Regions from separate parts of the Homo sapiens genome. Here region 1 is linked to region 2. The links are chromatin contacts, found by Hi-C in ENCODE. All regions are on one chromosome and are shown on one strand. The core of a region is the stretch at or near the end of the contact, and the rest is flanking DNA. Distances in the headings are between cores, read along the strand shown. Region 1 holds the start of CAVIN2-AS1 (CAVIN2 and TMEFF2 antisense RNA 1). Region 2 holds the start of STAT4-AS1 (STAT4 antisense RNA 1).

Region 1 (6,713 bases), core at 3,967-6,466, 820 kb before region 2:
GCACATAGAGAAACACTTATTTAAACCCAAGAGCCAGAGAAGGCCTTGAGAATGTAAGCTCCTCTAGAGTTTTCTAAAATCTTGGAGTTCCTAAATGACAGCACATGGGAAGTGGGTAAAATTTACCTTATATGTAAACACTATACATTATTTATGCTTCATCACTCATTTATGTAGGATTTCCTTATACATTTCTCTACTTCTTACTGACATCATTGATACACAAGGACTTTGGTTGGAAGAGATTCGAATCATATAATCATGTGCTTTTCATCATTAATATTTCTAGTGAAAGTAAACACTTGATTCCTCTTCACTGCCGTAGAAAAAGATAAGGCAAGACGTTCAGGCATTCTGCAAACTGCACCCTCACTTTCTATCCACACCCACTGCAGGATTCAATGACTCGATATAGAGTTCGCCCAGATAGGGTCAGATGATCTTTCAACTCCACCTTCCTTTCTGCATAATGCATTTTATCCTGGTAATATGCTTTTTTCCTACCACCTTTTGGTATTAAACCCAGTGTTAAGTTTTTCTTAAGGTGAGAATAATCACACAAAGTCCTTTATTTTGCTTTATAACACTACCTTAGCAGTTAAGTTTTGGAAACAGTAGTATGCATAAAACATATTAGATAGAGGGGTTCTAGGAACAAACCTAGACTATTAACAATAATTATTTTAGAATTACACTGTCATTGCAAACTACAGTTCCCAGTTATCTACTGTTGCATTAAAAAATCACCCCAAAACTCGATGACATAAAACACGTGGATGTGTCATCACATGGTTTTTCTTTCTTTCCATATGGTGAATATACAACCCTAGGACTGCCTCCTGTTCAAGAGGAAACCCACCCTTTGAAAGGCTTTCAAACTCCAACATAGAGGACAGGGGAAAATATATATGGAGTAGCCTGCTTAGCTTTCTTTGTTTCTTTAGCCACTGGGGCAAAGGGCTTTCTTTTCTGTGGGATCCTCATTCCAGGTCTCCTATTGCTGTCAGACCAAGAGTGCCCAGATTACTTTATGGACCTACATGGAAAAGGTCAACAAAAGAGACCACTGAGCTGCCTCTGGTCTAGGAATTATGGGCTAGTGGTTCAGAATAGGAAACCACATAGAAATTGGGACCAATTCCTTAACTGATAATAAAGTAGGTATTTTCCTGGAATGACTTCTGTGCTTCTGTGACTTAAACCTCTGAGGTTAACTGGTGTTCGGGGGAGCTGGTGATCAGCTGGAGGATTCTGAGTCCTAACCATACCCTGTCATGACTAAAGCCTTCATGGTCCTAGACTCCAGCAGAGCTAATCATTCCCTCTCTGTGCCCACACCTGTACCTCTATCCCTAGGATTTGTCTACCTACCTATCCTCCTAAGGTGGGAGATTTTAAAGGGTAACAAATACACACCATTCATCTTTGCATCCCCAGTGCCTAGCACTTATTTCCCACCAGCCAAGTGACCCATCTCTACATCTTATTGCTGTACAGATTCTTCTTAAACACATCACCTTCACGTGTTCAAAAACCTCCCCAGCCTGTCACTGTATCAAGTCTAAACTCCACTACCTAATTTCCAAGAAACTTCATAATATGTGGTAGGTAGAATTAATTATTTTAAGCATTTCTTTTAAGAACTGACCGCTGAAATTCACTGATTTCTCTCAGACAGAAAGAAGACTTAATTTAGGACAACTAAATGGTAAGTCTGGCTGCTCAGGGTAGTCTATTACTTAGTTTCAGGCCATCTTGTATGTTCCCATTACATAGCTCCTTCTAGCTCCCCTGATTGTAAGGTTGTCCAACAAAACAAATTGCATCACAGCATGAAACTATTCACTAATGAACTGATCACTTTTAAATATAATTTTTAAAGGATATATGCCAAATTCATTAAAATGATTACCTGACAAGAGAGGGAAGGGAATAAAATGGAAATGGTGATCAAAAGGGGCTCCACTTTATCTGTGATAGCCTTTTAAAAGAACAATCTATTCACGTGGTGATTGTTTTCAAAGGTGACTACAACAGTCTCTCCCAAGCGGCTCACCCTTTTGTCATGGGACATTACTGCTTCTCTCTCTTAAAGAGGTGGAGTCTATTTCCACCCCTTGAATCTGATCTTGGCCTGTGACCTACTTGGAACACAGAATGTAGAAGTGACAAGGGGAGAGTTCCAGAGATACCCTGCAGCCTTAAGACACCCTGCAGCTTTGCTTCTACTCTCTTAGAACCCTGAAGTACCATGTAAAAAAAGTTTGACTTCCCTACTAGAGAGATCAGATGGAGAGGCCCCAGAGGCTGAAAAATGGAAAAGAGAGAAATCCCAATATCCTAGTTGCCCCAGCTGAGGAGGCAGACACGTGAATGAGTCCATCTCAGATTCCTCAGCTCAAACTACAGATGAATGCATATGCCTAGCAGAAATAATCCATTCTAGTTGAGCCCTGACTAGCCAACCACAGAATCATGAGTAAATAAAACGTTATTTTAAGCCACTGAGTTTCATGCTGGTATGTTACACAGCAATAGATGACTGATATTACTTGTGTTATTCAAAATATATATTTTAAAAATAAATAAGCCCACACGCAAACCTTTCTTTCTATTTAACAACTAGCCTCTTTCCTTTTACCACCTCACACCCCATCTCTTTAATGTCTCTATTCATCTAGCTGATTATACAATATCCAACAATGCAATGCAAAATCAGCGCAAATCAATGCAAAATCAGGGTGAAGTGATTATAATGTGAAATCGCAAATTTTGCAAAATATGTAGGAAATCATGAAGTTGATGAAGGTAATGTTAGAGAAGCCCTTGAATCATGGGCAACTCCTCTGACAAATGAGAATCTGCAGCTGGAATAGTTAACATTAACATTTGAAGAAGAACAAATCTACATGGATGATGGCACAATAAGTGCTTCAAAAAGAAATGATTTGAATGTCAAAATTTAAGAGAGGCTCTTGGAAAATTGATGAAGCCCTCAAATATTTTTGAAATAGTGACACTCTATGATTTGCCCACAAAAGTCAAATGTAAAAGGACGTCGTGTCATGATATCATATAATTTTGTTAGAAAATTATGCTTCTTAAAATCAACACTTGATTCATCCTTTATTCTAATATTTAACACATTTTTGACCAACTAAATTTTATTAAATATAAGGTAAATTAATTTTAATAATGTTCTTACTTTTTTAAAAGATAACATCTCAACCAAACCTTCTTTTCACCTTTTTTGGTCTCTATTTTTAAAGCATTTGCTTTAAGTGGGTTTTGGTGGCACCAATTATCTGAAGAAATTGAAGGCCTCTGTAAATATCTTTAGTTCATCTTCCTAACTGGCAGCTATACTCATTGAGAGCAGGGTCTCCGTCATGCTTTGCCAATGTCTTCTGGATAGTGCTTCATGCATATAGCAGAAGGCAGAGATTCAACCAACGTGATAACCAATGGCCTGCTGATTGATTGGCTTACATGTAGGTGTTACTATTGACGAATGGCATTGTTCCATTATCAATCCCTGACCTGGTATGAGCTGGCATTTGTTCGTCTCAAAATTGTTCATAGAAGGCCTATTACAAACTTCCTGCTGAAAGCACTTTCAAAGGCTGGATACGTTTAAAATCAACTCAAGCATGTAAAGCCATTTTAGGAAAATAAGCCCCACATCCCAAGGTTCAGCTGAGGAGGGCCACATTTGAGAACAGGTGTGCCACTTCACTGAGCAGGAATTTTAAAATGTCAAACATTAGAACCACTTGAGAAACTCCAACTCAGCCTGCCAACAGACACTTCTGGGCACGTGTCAATAAATGCCTTGCAGAGATGGGCATTTGAGAAAGTCTCTCCTCACCAACTCAAAGTTAGTTAAAACAAATCATCACGGTAGGTTCTTAAAAAGACCACATTTTATTTTTCCTCAGTCTCACTTCTTGAAAAAAACAATCATTTTTTTAAATGTGGTCATTCAAAAAGTTTCCATATATTACATAACAGTCATAACAGCAGTATTACTTTTTTTAAATATCCCTGAAGTTCAATCTCTTTTAACTTATTTTGTATCTGCAACTGCAAGAGTAATAAGAACTGAGCTGTTTTCCTTATCATTATCAGAGTTAGTCCCATTCCTTTGCAAATGAGAAACTAATAATACAAACTTGGCTGCAGTACCCTTTAAACTCTATGCCTCCCAGTAGGACACCCGGTGTTCTGCAACCCATCAGTCAGTTCTAGGGCAAATGCAAACAATACTTTCCGTTACAATAACTTGTATCCAGGAAAAAGAAACAGGCACCCTGTTGCATCTGCAGCATAGCAGCCAGAGAAAAGTTTACCAGCTTTAGCCAATTGGAAGCTGTGGAGCTGGGCCAAGTTAGCATGTTTTTCTCCGCCTCTAGATGAAGTCATGATTGAAATATGACATTGAAAGGGAAGGGGAACAGGAAAGAAAAGCTAAACCTGCAACAAAGTGTCCTGTGCCCAGAACGCGGTTAGGAAGTGTGTGCATACGTCTGAACCCTAAATGGTTCTCAGTTCTGTAAACTTCTCCTCCCACTGGGTGGAGTAGGGCCTTTAAGAGCAGCTGGAATGCAGTTCCCCTGATCAGCGTAGCCAGTTGTTGCCTGTCTGAACCTCTGCCAGTCCTGGAGACTGGTGCCCTGAGCTCCAACCAGCGGGCCTCATCCTACACCCTCACCACCGCAACTTCTCACCCGAGCAAGAAGCAGCTCCCAGAGAGAAAGAACGTTCCCACCTGCCTAGCCATGGGAGAGGACGCTGCACAGGCCGAAAAGTTCCAGCACCCTGGGTCTGACATGCGGCAGGAAAAGCCCTCGAGCCCCAGCCCGATGCCTTCCTCCACACCAAGCCCCAGCCTGAACCTAGGGAACACAGAGGAGGCCATCCGGGACAACTCACAGGTGAACGCAGTCACGGTGCTCACGCTCCTGGACAAGCTGGTGAACATGCTAGACGCTGTGCAGGAGAACCAGCACAAGATGGAGCAGCGACAGATCAGTTTGGAGGGCTCCGTGAAGGGCATCCAGAATGACCTCACCAAGCTCTCCAAGTACCAGGCCTCCACCAGCAACACGGTGAGCAAGCTGCTGGAGAAGTCCCGCAAGGTCAGCGCCCACACGCGCGCGGTCAAAGAGCGCATGGATAGGCAGTGCGCACAGGTGAAGCGGCTGGAGAACAACCACGCCCAGCTCCTCCGACGCAACCATTTCAAAGTGCTCATCTTCCAGGTCAGTTCCCCCTATGCCTCCTTACAGGCGGGCTGGAACTCCTTATCATTCTTGATCTCGCTCATCCTGGCTCTCACAGCCATTTTTACATTTGTCCTGCCTGTCAGGGATCACACATACAAGGCACTGTCCCCTGTCTGCCTGCGGAAAGCAAATGTGAAATCTTCACACAGGGGTGGGAATTTCCCAGGTCACTACAGACTAATCCAAAGAAGATGTCCCCGGGCTTAGTAGGCCCCGGGTCATTTGTCAGGGAGCACCTGGATGCACTCTGTACAGGTTGGGAAGATGTGCAGGTGCGTGCACCCTAGTCAAATTCATTTGTCTCTTTGCATTAGGAGCTTAGGGCTCTGGCTGCAGCTGTTAGCTGGACAGGGCAAATTAATTCAGTGGCTGTTCATTAACTCTTAGTGGAAATGAAGTGATCATGTGAGGTATTTTGTGGTTTTTTTAACCAAAAAGTCAAACTATCCCTTTATACAAAGGCTATCAACGTTTTGGGGACCAATCAAATAGAGGATTGATTCCATTAGAGTTAGCCTTGTTCTTTTAAGACTTTTTTGGGGCAAAGCAATCTTGTGGAGTTCTTTTCTAGCAAATGCACTAGAAAAAGAGAGTACAAACACACTAGACGTGCCTCTCCTTGTTCAGAGAGACCACAACTGTTAAGTAAAATAAAAGGAGTGTTATCAGTTATAGTCACAAAGGCTAGTCTTAAATGTTTCTCCTTCAAACGGTTGCCTTAGAATAAAAAGGCCACTTAATTTTTTTTAATGCATCAATGATGCAATTAATGTAGCAAGAGGCTATCTGGGGACAGGGAGATTGCGTGGGGCTCTTGTTCCGCCAAGTGGTGGGCATTTGTGAATCCCAGGGCAGCCCTGCCTAATGCTGGAAGCCCTTCCGCCCAGTGGAATCCAGCCAGCACAGAGCCCAGGAAGCGATTGCCATCCTCGCTCCAGGGCTGTCTCGTTGTGACCATATGAATAGGAGAGGATTTCAAAGCCATGGAGGGGAGAGGCTATAACCAACAGTTTGATTGTGAAAGGCACACAGGGAAAGCCTTCATCTCCCAAGAGAGATTTAGAAATTGGGATTTAAACCGAGGGAGTCTTCTTTTTCAAAATGAATCTGCTCTGCCAAGTTAGAAGCCTTCCTACCCCCATAAAAGGAAAGACTCATCTCGCTGCTTTTTTGTCCTCCTCAAATTGCACTTGAATATTGTAAAGGTTTAGGGAGCCTATGTCCTCCTCTACCTTGCAGGCTTTTGCAGCTGAAAACTTTTCAGCTTTTAATGCAAATGCAGTAGCTTTTCATGCACCAGATGAATTGAAAAGAGATACTGTAACTGGGCCTTTCTTAAGCCATATGAGATCCTTACTTTATTAGCCTAAGAGATATTAGAAATCTCAGCTCTCAAGCCATTTCTAAATTAAATACTGATCTCCAAAC
Region 2 (6,070 bases), core at 3,099-5,598:
AGGCCGAGACGGGTGCATCACGAGGTCAGGAGATCGAGACTATCCTGGCCAACATGGTGAAACCCTGTCTCTACTAAAAAATACAAAATTAGCCAGGTGTGGTGGCACACAGCTGTAGTCTCAGTCTTGGGAGTCTGAGGCAGGAGGATCACTTGAATCCAGGAGGCAGAGGTTGCAGTGAGCCAAAATCGTGCCACTGCACTCCAGCCTGGCAACAGAGCGAGACTCCATCTGAAAAAAAAGAAAAAAAGAAGTTCCAAACTTCTTCTGAGTCCTCCAAACTCTTCCAAACCTCTGCCCGTTATTCAGTTTCAAGCCACTTTCACATTTGCAAGTATCCTTAATGCAACCCCCAGTCCTCAGTATCAATTTTCTGTCTTAGTCTGTGTTGTGTTACTCTAAAGGAATACCCAAAGCTAGGTAATTTATAAACAATAGAGCTTTATTTTGCTTATGGTTCTGCAGGCTCTACAAGAAGCATGGCACTGGTACCTGCATCTGATGAAGGCCTTAGGCTGATTCCACTTATGGAGGAAGGGGAAGGGAAGCTGGGATATGCAGAGATCACATGGTGAGAGAGGAAGCAATGAGTAGGGAAGGCACGTGGTTTTCTTAGTTTCAAAATATTAATCACATTTTCACCTCTCCTTTCACTCATCCCAGATCAATCACAGATACATATTTTGCTAATGACTATTCAAATTTATTTTAAAGAATCACTTTAACTAATTGTTCTGATTATCAATGCCTTCATCTGTAATAAATGCTGAAAGAAGGCAACTAGCCAATGAATTTCATCAAAATCTAAGGTGGCAAGAACCCCACCCCACCAAAGAATCATAAAGAATGAATATACCTCTGGCAAATTCAAGGGATTTTTCTTTACCTCATGCAGTTTGGGAGGCCCATGCAACTCTCCACAGTAAAAGAAACAGAATTAAAAGTCAAGCCATCCCAGTATTCTGCTCTAGCTGTAGACAGACAGTCCACGCTTAGCATTTGGCCTCTGTGCACACATACTCCAATTTCTGACACAGAGTAAAGATATCTTTTTTTCCAAATTGACCAGGAACATTTATTGATTTTATTGATGCACTTTTTAAAGTCTGGTTTATTGGCATATAATTTACATACAGTAAAATTCACCCTTTTGGGTGTGTCAGCTTATGAATTCTGACAAACTCATATAGTTGTATAACCACCACTATAAGACAGAAGATTTCTACAAGAGCACTCACAAAGAGGATGCCATAAAAACATGGGGAAGGACATTCTCTCTTTCCTTACAGTAAATATAAAAAACAATTTCATGCAGCTTCATATGTAGACAGAGGGCTCTACTTAAATTGGATAATTTCACTCCCTACTTAAAATTTTTGAATGGCTCATGATGCTCTGCATTAGCAGTTCTTGTCTGGGGTGTATGGACAGAATTCAAAGGGCTCATGAATTTAGATGGCAAAAGTTACAGTTTTACTTCCACTAACTTCTAACTACAGTTAATTTCCTTCAATTATATGGGCAGCAAACCATAACCCATACCACGTTTATATCATATTATAATTATTAAAGTCATCTCAAAATATTGTTTATGCTAAGCACAATTTTGAAATTGCATTAATTGGACCCACTGCTAAATCCTATTATTTAATGCCATTAGTAAATAAGTGCATGGCTAGGTGCAGTGGCTCATGCCTGTAATTCCAACACTTTAGGAGGCTGAGGTGGGAGGATCACTTGAGCCTCAGGGTTTGAGACCAGTCCAGGAAACACAAGGAGACCCCATCTCTACTCAGAATATATATATATATATATATATAGAATTTTTTTTTAAATTAGCCAGGTGTGGTGGTATGCACCTATGGTCCCAGCTACTCTGGAGGCTGAGGTGAGAGGATCGCCCAGGAGGTCTTGGCTGCAGCCAACCGTGCTCATGCCACTTCACTCCAGCCTGGGTGACAGAGTGAGACTCTGTCTCAAAAAAAAGAAAAAAAAAGAATCATTTATATTACTATGTCACAAAGTTGGTTTTAATATATCACAAAGTTGGCCCGATATCAGTATTTCAATGTAATTGGTTTTCTTTTGAATCTTATGCATCTTATCTTATTCAACTAAAAACATTATTTTCTGAAAAACTTACAGGTTTCATCAGACTGCCAAAGAGGTCCATGTCACAAAAACTAGTTAAGAATCCCAGCTTTGGATAAAGACCACAATTCGCAACAGATCTTTCCAAAGTCACGTATTATTTAGTCCCCTCTTAGTCTTCAACTCATCTCTCTTCACTCCTCCCCAACAGCTTCTTATCCACCAAAACATCTGCACACAAGACTGACTGAACTACTTTCAGTTTCTTTGATGGCCCATGTTCTCTCTGTTTCCCCTGCCACATCCTCTCAATTCTCCAACCCCATCCCATATATCCCTGCACCTGGATAATGTTTACGCATTCTTCAGGCTCTGGAAAGCCTTCCTGCCAAACACACACACATACATACACACACACACACACACGCATGTGTGCGCATGGCTCAGGTCATGCCACGCTTCCTCCATAGCATCCTCTACATCCCCGGCACAGTGCTTATCTCCTTTGGTGTAAATGATATCATCTATTTTCCTCAATAGACTCTAAGCAAGCTCTGTATGTACATGGACCAAGACAGCCCTGCTCACAGTTATATCCCTGGAATCTAGTACAATCTGGCCCTGAATAAATATTTATTAATGATTTGGTGTTTGGACACATCAAGAACAGTCATTAGTTCCTTCCTTTCCTTTGCTCCTTGGGCTGCCTGCAAAACTAAGCTGAAATTCTCTTCCTAACAGCTCCAAACTCTAAAATCATGAAACAGCCCCCAATGTTATGCTTCATCCTGATTAACCAAAACACACTTGCTTTTGATCACACAGAGAGGACTTCCTCCCTACCTCACCCTGAACTTCCAATAGACATTGTCTAGAATTACAGTTTATAAGCTCACTCTAACTTCCCTTTGATGCTAGGTATTATCTCATGCATGCCTAACATCCTAGACATCTACCTACTCATAGATGAACCAAGTGTTCCTGAAATTTCCCCTAAACTCTCCATTACACTCAAGGGCATTACTACTTCTGCCCCTAGTAAAAGTCCTCCACAAAGAATGGCATGAACCCGGGAGGCAGAGCTTGCAGTGAGCCGAGATGGCACCACTGCACTACAGTCTGGGCGACAGAGCAAGACTCCGACTCAAAAAAAAAAAAAGTCCTCCACAACACTCTTATGTCAGGCTTGACAGTCATCTTCTTAGACATCTCACAGACTGATAGACTGCCGCAAACGGAAAGAACTCTGCCGTCCAGAGAGGGCAGAGAGAGGGGAGAGGTTGGAAGGGGTGTGAAGGAGTAGAGCTCTCATTAAAAGTCCTTTAGGGAAGTTTTTTGCGCTATGCATGCTCATTATTCTCTTCCCCCCTCAATTGTGGCTCGATAGGTCTTAGAGCCAGTGCTGAGATCTGAATGGCTGAATTAACCTGTGATTCCTGATCTCAGTGTTGGTCAGTGACGTTCATTTATTCATTCAAAAAATATTTTTGAAATATTTGAAAATGCCTGTATCAGGCATTGCTTTGCTTAACCAGGGTTTCTGAACCACAAGACACAGAAAGTGATTTGCTTGACGATTTTCTCAGTTCTCCCAGGGATGGCATACAGTGACATTCTAGATATACAGGAGAGCAGGGAATTCATTACACACATAGATACCCTGGGGGATTAGACTGAATTGTCTCATGGAATACTGGATGGAAAAGGCTGTTAACACAGAACAAACTCCCTCCTGTTGTGAACTTACACGCTGGCGAGGAGAGATGAAAACAGACAAATAATAAACAGGGATAGGTTTAACAAGTGTTATGAGGATTGCAAGTGTGATACAGTCACTGGAAGAAGCAATCAATGAGGGTGTCTTTGAGGAGATGATGACTGAACTGAGACCTAGAGAATGGGAAGGAGGCAGTCCATGAACACAGTCAGGAAAACAGCATCCCAAAAGACCAGTGTATGTATGCATAGGGCTCAGGCAGGTAAAAACTTGGGGTATCTGAGGAACAGAAAGAGGCTAAGGGGATTGAGGGGAGCCTAGTGAAGTATGGGGTGAGATAAGATGAGTAAGAGGGGTAGGTGAGCCCAAATTGGCGGGCCCTGGATTCTTATTGCAAATTGAAGCCAGCAGAGGCTTTTAAACAGGTGAGTGGTGTTATAAAATTTGTTTCTTCATTTAAGTGAACATCGAACAAGGTTGCTATACAAGAAATGCCCCCAAATTCCCCACCTAGGTCTGGCTTCCACAGGGCAGGCACTCAGAAGGGCTCCACGCTTGGCTTCATGCTCTCCTGTTGCCTTCTTGAAATTCTTCATTAATTTTGAGTAAGGGACCCCACATTTTCATTTTGCAACGGGCCCTCCCTGCAAATTACATAGCTGGTCCTGTGTTGTTCTAACAGGGGAAAATAAACGTCTATTTGCATAGTAGGACTCTGTACCTTAGGGTCTTGTTTGTGTGCAGCCATTTTGGGGCTGGTCGTCACTCTCACAAGAGGCTGGAGGTTGGGGCCCAATGAGGTAGGTAGGCCCTTTCACACACTGGAGGTTCTAGGTGGGTGCCGAGTTCACCCTAAGAAGGTAGAGCCCCTTAAGAGTAGGCGAGCAGAGCCCAAAGAAACTCAGTCTCGTGCCTCCTAGAACCATTGAGTAAGTCACAGACATTACACAAAACTCTTGTTTCCTCAGCCAGCCGAACTTTCGAAATCATTGTCCAGTGACTAAGCATTCTCCATTATACTTCTCCCACGTTCCTTCTGGTATAATCACCACAACTGAGAAGGCATGGGGGCGAGAAGACCCCAGAAGAAAGAGGCAAGCCCCTTGCAGACCGAGCCTGAGGACGCCTATAGAAACTGCCAGACCCCAACCTCTGGTTCAAGGGCAGCTACCCAGGCTGGCTGAGGGTCACAGCTTACCAGACAGGACAAGATCTGAGTCAGTGCAAGTGCAAACTGTGTAGATAGCGAAGTGAAGCGGGTAAAAGAGACCTTTTCAGGACAAGGAAAGAAACGGTGGAAGTGCAAGGGTAAGGTTTCCAGCACCTTAGGTGCAGAAATCAGGACACGTTTCCCTCCCTCCCTCTAAGGTGAAACGGCAGCCACCCGCGCCTCCGCCTTCCGTCGTGTGCAGAGCTAACACTCGCGCGTGCGGGCCGCGTGGACCGGCCTCTCTGGGACCCCGTCCCGCAAGCCGATCTGCAGCCCCAGGGCGAGCGTGCGAGCAGTGCGCCCGCCGCCAGGGAGAAACCGTTGGGAGGAAGCGGGCTGCGGGAAAGCCCCGCTGCGCCTGCGTGCTGCGCCTGCGTACTGCTCCCGCAGGCTCTAACTTTCGCTTTTCGGTTTCCTCTCAATCCCAGTCCTTCTCGCTCCCGGGCAGTTTCCCCGAAAGCACGTGGGGCGGCTCTTCCGAGCACTCGCGTCCCTCCCGCCGCGCGCGCCGGGCCAGCTGTTTCCGAAGCGGTTCAAACTGCACCGCGCAAAGCCAGGGGCGTGGGCGGGCCCGGGCTGCTCTACCTGCGCTCGGAAAGCTAGGGCTCCAAAGCGTTCCTGAGCGGTTTTTGACCGCGAATGTGATAGTGCTCATGGTAAACACTGAAAATAAATTACATAGACATATCTTACTACCCAGACACATTAACATTTTAGAGTATTTTTCCTTCTCCCTCTCTGTTTCCATTTATTTACATTTCTATATATTATTACAATAATAGGATAATACTGTCTATGTTTTCTTTCCTTCATTTTCATTTAATTTTATACGTGGATATTTTCCAATGTGAAATTAAATAGTCTTTGAGAGCCTAACTTTGATATTCTACTATATGAATTGTGCTTTAACTGACAGTTGGAAAATTCAGTTTCTGATTTTTCACTGTTACTAATGAAGCTGCTATGAACATCATTCTGCATAAATCTTTCATCTATATCTGATCACTTCCTTATAGCAGATTTCTGTAAGTTCAAGAATATTATAAAAACTT

The links. A loop is a pair of places that touch in the nucleus more often than their neighbours do. Pooled maps may share reads with other maps.
Region 1: a loop to region 2 is called in a pooled map of heart left ventricle, with 2.2 times the contacts of the local background. The contact joins the promoter of CAVIN2-AS1 here to the promoter of STAT4-AS1 in region 2. A Hi-C loop is called at or near these places in 1 of 168 maps with a recorded cell type or tissue (K562) and 1 of 50 pooled maps.

What each region holds. Positions count from the first base shown.
Region 1 is chr2:191,844,991-191,851,703 of GRCh38, reverse strand. CAVIN2-AS1 (CAVIN2 and TMEFF2 antisense RNA 1) reads right to left here and starts at 5,216. Exons shown (of 4, transcript NR_187184.1): 1 at 4,933-5,216. It overlaps CAVIN2 (caveolae associated protein 2), which reads left to right and starts at 4,616. Exons shown (of 2, transcript NM_004657.6): 1 at 4,616-5,261. The coding sequence starts at 4,779. RefSeq lists an enhancer at 4,403-4,911.
Region 2 is chr2:191,019,804-191,025,873 of GRCh38, reverse strand. It overlaps STAT4-AS1 (STAT4 antisense RNA 1), which reads right to left and starts at 4,348. Exons shown (of 3, transcript NR_136318.1): 1 at 4,319-4,348. LOC124900514 (a long non-coding RNA gene) reads right to left here and starts at 5,331. Exons shown (of 2, transcript XR_007087796.1): 1 at 4,530-5,331; 2 at 1-231. LOC107985785 (a long non-coding RNA gene) reads left to right here and starts at 217. Exons shown (of 2, transcript XR_001739163.1): 1 at 217-571; 2 at 2,146-2,734. RefSeq lists enhancers at 4,458-5,075, 5,219-5,668.